2 separate regions of the Homo sapiens genome follow, and region 2 is linked to region 1. Evidence: chromatin contacts called from ENCODE Hi-C or POLR2A ChIA-PET data. All regions are on one chromosome and are shown on one strand. The core of a region is the stretch at or near the end of the contact, and the rest is flanking DNA. Distances in the headings are between cores, read along the strand shown. Region 1 overlaps DIP2C (disco interacting protein 2 homolog C). Region 2 holds the start of ZMYND11 (zinc finger MYND-type containing 11).

Region 1 (2,700 bases), core at 152-2,651:
ATTTCCATTTTGTTTTTTCTCATAGTTTTTATCTTTCTGCAATACCCCCCACCTCTTCATAGATGTTGTACACCTTTTCAACGAATTTCTGGCCTCACCTATCACAGCTATTTCGAAGTCTCTGATAATTGCAGCATGTCTCTTCTACTGACTCTTTCTAGGGCCATCTCCTCTCATGAACATGAGTCCATTTCTCTTGCTTCTTTGCAGGTCTTTTAAATTTTGATTATATAACACAATGTTTTATGAAAAACGAAGATTGTATTTAAAAGAACAGTAAAGATTAAATAACATTTACCCCCAGAAAAGAATTTACAAGCCTATGGGCAGGATCCGGATGCTGGGCCTGAACACTGACACTGGATGTCTTCTATGCTTCACGGCGAGAGATCTGCTTTCCAAACAGTAGGAGACCTTCCACCCACTTTAGGTAACTGGGTGATTCTCTCTTCAGTCTCACCCCCAGCTTCCTCTATTCCACTGCCACACTCCCAGCCTTTGGAAGGCAAATACGTTACACATGGTGAAGGGCAAGGGCGCTGCAGAGGGATGTGCTATGCCCTCATCCCACCTCCATTGTTGAAGTGTGAGTGGAGTTCCCACGGTGATTTGGGCTGCCCTGGAGGGTAGCCAGGGCTCTGCTGGGTGATCCAGGCCACCCTCGAGCGGGAGCCAGCGGCTTTCCTGCTCACCTCCCAGCCCTCAGGAGCCCCTGCCTTTTGCACACTAAAGGTTCAGAGTGCCTCAGAGAAAATGCATCCACTTTTAGGACTCCCCTGGGATTCTCATCTACCTTGCAAATAACATACTGCCATTTATGTTTTTTAAAAAGTTCAGAAACTTTTTGCTTTATCATTTTTTATGGTAAATTCTTTCTCCTGGCTCCTCTGCCATGGGAAAAACCACATACAGGTCTCTTTTCTCCTAGGAAGAAATGTAATTCATCTACATTTGAGTCTTCAGCTCTCTGATGGATCTTAGAAACGATGAGTCTGTGTATTAACCAGATTGTTCCGACGGTTATGGTTGGAACAAGAGTCTCTTGTGACTTCTACATCTCAATAAAAAATGGAATTCCAAAATATTTAAAAAATAAATTTGCAAAAATCACATTGAGCTTGTTTCTATGGTTGGCATCAAATGGATGGATCTGTATGTTGTCATCAGGCATTGATGCAGGTGACAAACTGTCAGGAAATGGGGGTTCTGGAATGGATTACTGGTGGGGTGGGGGCCACAGACAGTGTGAACTCAGCTCAGGCCGTCTACCAGCAAGCTGGTCATCAGGACCAGCCAAACACTGGCTTTCGTAAAGTTTGACTGAAGCACGGCAATGCCTGCTCATTTACATATTGCCTGTTTCTGCTTTGAGTGGCACAGCAGAGCTGAGTAGCTGTGCGGAAAGCACCATGAGGCTGGCAGCCTGGACGCCATGCTCTGACACTTTAGAGAGAGGGCGTGGGAAGGCTTTAGTTTAGGGGCTGCCAAGCCACAGAGCAGATGAAAGCACCCAGACGTGACACGGCACGGCTGTTTTTGTTGAACTTACTGAGTGAATGATGAACTCAGATTCTTGCTTTTTGGTTCAAGACATAGACTAAAAGCCAGGCATGTTCTGTGACTGCGATAGAGAATCCCTTGCTGAAAGCCAGGCGAACACTTGAAGCTGTGCAGTTACACCCCTCAGACCCTCATCATGATCTCCTGGGTCCCTAAGACTCTTCCAGCGGTGACTCCAACATTCCTGGAGACAGATGGAAAGACTCACTTAGCACCTTGCAGATCCAACATGATTATCTGTTCAGTGCAGTGTCCATCAGTGCCTAGGGCACGTGAGACATCCAAAAACACTGGTAGAATTCGAATGTTCCTCTTCTTTTCTCTCTCTTCATCCCTCAATTGTAAATTTTACAATTCCATCTGTAGATCACAGAATATCAGTGATGGAACCAGAGAAAGAGGAGGCATCGCCTAGGAAGTCGTGGGTTTGATGACGGTCATGGTAATTCCAGAGGCTTCGGCTTGTCTCCCCTTTGCATGAAGGGCAAGTGCCTGAGTAGACGTAAAAGCAGCAGCTGCATCACGGTGGCTTCCTGGGGCTATGGAGATGCGTAAGGGCAGGACGAGAACACAGTGATGCTGGATGGCGAAAGGGAGGGGTGGGAGCAGCCACCGCTGCCACACTTTGGTCACCATACATCTCAACCGTCCTCCTGTATCGGGAGAACTCCTCCACTTTTTGAGTCCTGTTTGAATACAGAGCCCTTGTGGCTCTGTAGGAAGTAAAAATACCAGAAGTCCCTTCCCAGCCTTCCTGGAAGCTAGGGTGTGGGGAGACGATCAACCAGTCACATCCATTTACAGCACAAACCAATCGGGCTCTTGCTGTCGGCAGTGAAGGTGTCCAGACACGATCCAGGTTTGGGGAATGCCATGCTGGTGGGGAAGTCTCGTGTCCAGGAACAAGGTCAGCAGTGCAGACTTCAAGGTGTGGTGTCCTCACAAGAACAAGCTGCTGCACAAGCGGTTCCCATAGGCAGGTTCCCAACGCTGGTCCTACTCCCTTGGTGGTTCTGAGAGCCACTCACTGGTGCCTCAAACTGCCAAAGGAGGTTTCCATTGCTTACAGGTCAGAAAGCTGGCTGACGTGCAGGATACCTGGAATATGGTTTCCATGATCCCCAGCGTGGCTGGGATGCC
Region 2 (2,700 bases), core at 195-2,694, 180 kb before region 1:
CAAATTCCTACAACCGTCTCTTCCTAATGACTTTTCAGGTGGGGACACGTGCCAAGACGGCCAATAGATACCTGAAACCCGGGGTAGTGCTGAACCTTACTTACACTACGTTTTCTCCTATACACACCTGCCTATAATAAAGTTTAATTTAGAAGTCAGGCACAATGAGAGATTAACAACACTAATAATAAACCAGAACAATTATAACACTATACTGTAGTAAAAGTTATGAGAATGCGGTCTCCCTGAAAACACCTTGCTGTCCTGTACTCACCGAATTTCAGAGCAGAGGACTCTGACTGACAGGTGTTCCCCGACTCCCAGTGGCGAAAGGTCCTCAGGGAAAACAGGTGAACGCTATCAAAGTATGCTTATCTCCGAACCTTTCTTAAACCAGAGTCTTAAGGGATCGTCTCTGATTAGGTCTAGAATTCCTCTCCATAGAAGATAACCTACTTCTCGCGCAAATCTGCAGTGTTCTTGCAGGGCTGCTGATGGGTGGTCCTGTTCTTTTCGCGGTCCTGTTTGCGCAGAGATGAAACGGGGAACTTAGCGTATCCCTACCGCTCTTTTTGATGACAGGAGTAAAGGGCTGTTCAGACTACCTAAACAATGTTGTTAAGAGAAGCACTCGTACTTCTCAGACTTCGCTGTTCCGGACCCCGCGAGCCAGGGGCAGGCACCGGGTCCACCCGGGGCTGAGCTGCGGCGGCGCCTGACAATGCCCCCTCGCGCCCCGGCCTCGGCGCCCGCTCCCGGCTCCAGCGCGCCTGCACGTACGTAGCCTTCACGTGTGTGTGGATACGGAGTGCATGTGTGGAGACAGAGGAATATGCTCCAACAAATTTCGGATAGAGGCGCCGAAGACAGGACGTGGGGAAGGTAGGAGCCGCGTGCACGGCTCCGGCCCCGGGCGGGAGGCGGCCGCGAGCCGGGCCGGCCGCGCGCAAGTCCGGCGCCAGCCGCTAGAGCCCCCAGTGCGCGGCCCGGCCGCGGGGCGCCTCGACCCGACACAATAAACTCCGAGGGCGGGCGGGCCGAGGGGCCGGTGGGGCCGAGCGGCCGCCCCGCGCGCATCGCCATGTGAGCGGCTGCCGCGGCTTCGCGGGGACCCAACTTTCCCGGGCGGCGGCGCCCAACTTCCCGCCGCCCGCTCCGGCCCCGCAGGCCCGCGGCGCCAGGGGAAGACGCGAGTAAGTGCGGGCGGCGGTGCCCTCCCGGCCCTCACCCCGCACGCGGCGACCCGGCCGCCTAGCCTCCCTCGCTCAGGCGCGACCGCGGCGTTCTCTGAGGTGGAGTATTACAAACATGGCGCCCCTCGAGCCCGGAGCCCTTCGCGCGGAGCCGGCGGCGGGGTCCGGGCGGGGGGGAGCCGGGGAGGAGGGAGGAGGCCGGCAGGGAGGAGGAGGAGGCGGCCTGAGCGTCCCCCCCGCCCCCCGCGCCCGTCGCCGGCTCAGGCCCGAGAGGCGCCGGGCGGCGGGAAGGAGGCGGCACCGGAGGGGAGGGCCGGGCGCGGCGGCGGCGGCGGTGGAGGAGCCGGAGCATAATGGTGGGGAAAGCTCGGCGGCGGGGCGGCGGGGCGGGCGGGGGCGTCCGTGGAGATGGCGCGGCCCGCGCGGTGGAGCCTGCCTGGCCGCGGCCTCTGGGGCGGCGGCGGCACCAGTGGGTGCTGACGGTCGCTCGCCCGCTCGCGAAGAGCTCCGAGCTGCCGGGGAGCTTTGTGGATGGCGGGGCGGGCCGGGCCGGCGGGGCCTGCGAGGGCGGCGGCGGGGCCTGCGGAGGCTGCCGGCCCGCGCCCACTCGCCTTGGGCGGCCGCGGAAGAGGCCCCGGGATGAGGCCCCGGAGGACCGCGCGGGGCCTGCTCGGGCCGGGAAGCCGCGGAGTCGCGTGAGCACCGCCCGCCGGGCCCTGTGCCCCGCTTTCGGTCAGGCCTCCTGGGCCCGTGCGCAGTCCGGGCCGGCGGGGAACGCGGCTCCGGGCGTGTGGCGGGCGGAGAGGAAGCGTTTGTCGGCGCGGCACGTCGTGTGCTAGCCCGGGAGCGGCGGGCAGGGCTGGCCCCGAGGCCCGGGGCGGAGATTCGTCGGTCCCCCGGGGCTGTGAGCGACCCCGGCAGCGAGGCCGCCGCCTCAACAGGTCCTCGCGGACCTCCGGGACAGTCCTGTGGGGTCCGCCGCCCTCCTCCCACCCAGAGCTCCGGGGAGAAGCTGCTGAGGACGCGGCTGGGACGAGGGGGGGCGCCGGGACCCGGACTTTCACTTGCAGTCTCTCCTCGCGCTTTTCTCCCGAGCCGGGAGGAGGAGGAGCTGGCGATGTGTGCGCCGTGCCCGGTGTCTTTTGCAGAGTGACCGCCGTACCTGTTTTATTCGTGTGTACCAGTGCTCGTTGTGCAGTGCGGTGTCCTATGCGGTGGGTACGCAGTACCGGGGATTATATATGGTGTGTACTCTGTGTCATATGCAGTGTGCTCGAAGTACCCGGTGTCGTACCGGCTATCATACACGGTGTGTACATGTATCTTCCTCGCTTAGGCTGTGCACTCAGCCCCCGGTATTGTGTGCAGTAGGTGCCTGGTACCCTGCTGCCATATGAGCTGTGCGTGTGGTACTCCATGTTATATACGAGTGTATGTAGTATCTGGATAGTATTGAATATATTTACCTTACCTGTTGTCACATACAGTGTGTATGTAGTACCTGGTG

What was found. Hi-C counts contacts between places; a loop is a spot of excess contacts on that map. ChIA-PET counts read pairs that join two places held with the same protein, here RNA polymerase II (POLR2A). Pooled maps may share reads with other maps.
Region 2: a map of B cell shows a loop between it and region 1 (5-fold over the local background). The contact joins the promoter of ZMYND11 here to the enhancer-like site in region 1. A Hi-C loop is called at or near these places in 1 of 168 maps with a recorded cell type or tissue (B cell), 4 of 37 single-sample maps with no recorded cell type and 11 of 50 pooled maps. POLR2A ChIA-PET finds 5 or more read pairs at or near these places in 3 of 52 experiments (AG04450, MCF 10A and T-cell).

Annotation. Positions count from the first base shown.
Region 1 is chr10:315,995-318,694 of GRCh38, forward strand. The region is part of intron 31 of DIP2C (disco interacting protein 2 homolog C); the gene reads right to left. Among named protein-coding and RNA genes, the nearest start is that of ZMYND11, 180 kb to the left of the region's middle. Within about 2 kb of position 1,402, at least 4 of the 41 ENCODE cell types and tissues checked have a DNase peak (open chromatin) inside an H3K27ac peak, as active enhancers do; they include B cell, where a contact is called at or near this core.
Region 2 is chr10:134,011-136,710 of GRCh38, forward strand. It overlaps ZMYND11 (zinc finger MYND-type containing 11), which reads left to right and starts at 1,445. Exons shown (of 15, transcript NM_001370100.5): 1 at 1,445-1,549. RefSeq lists silencers at 687-2,246, 694-872.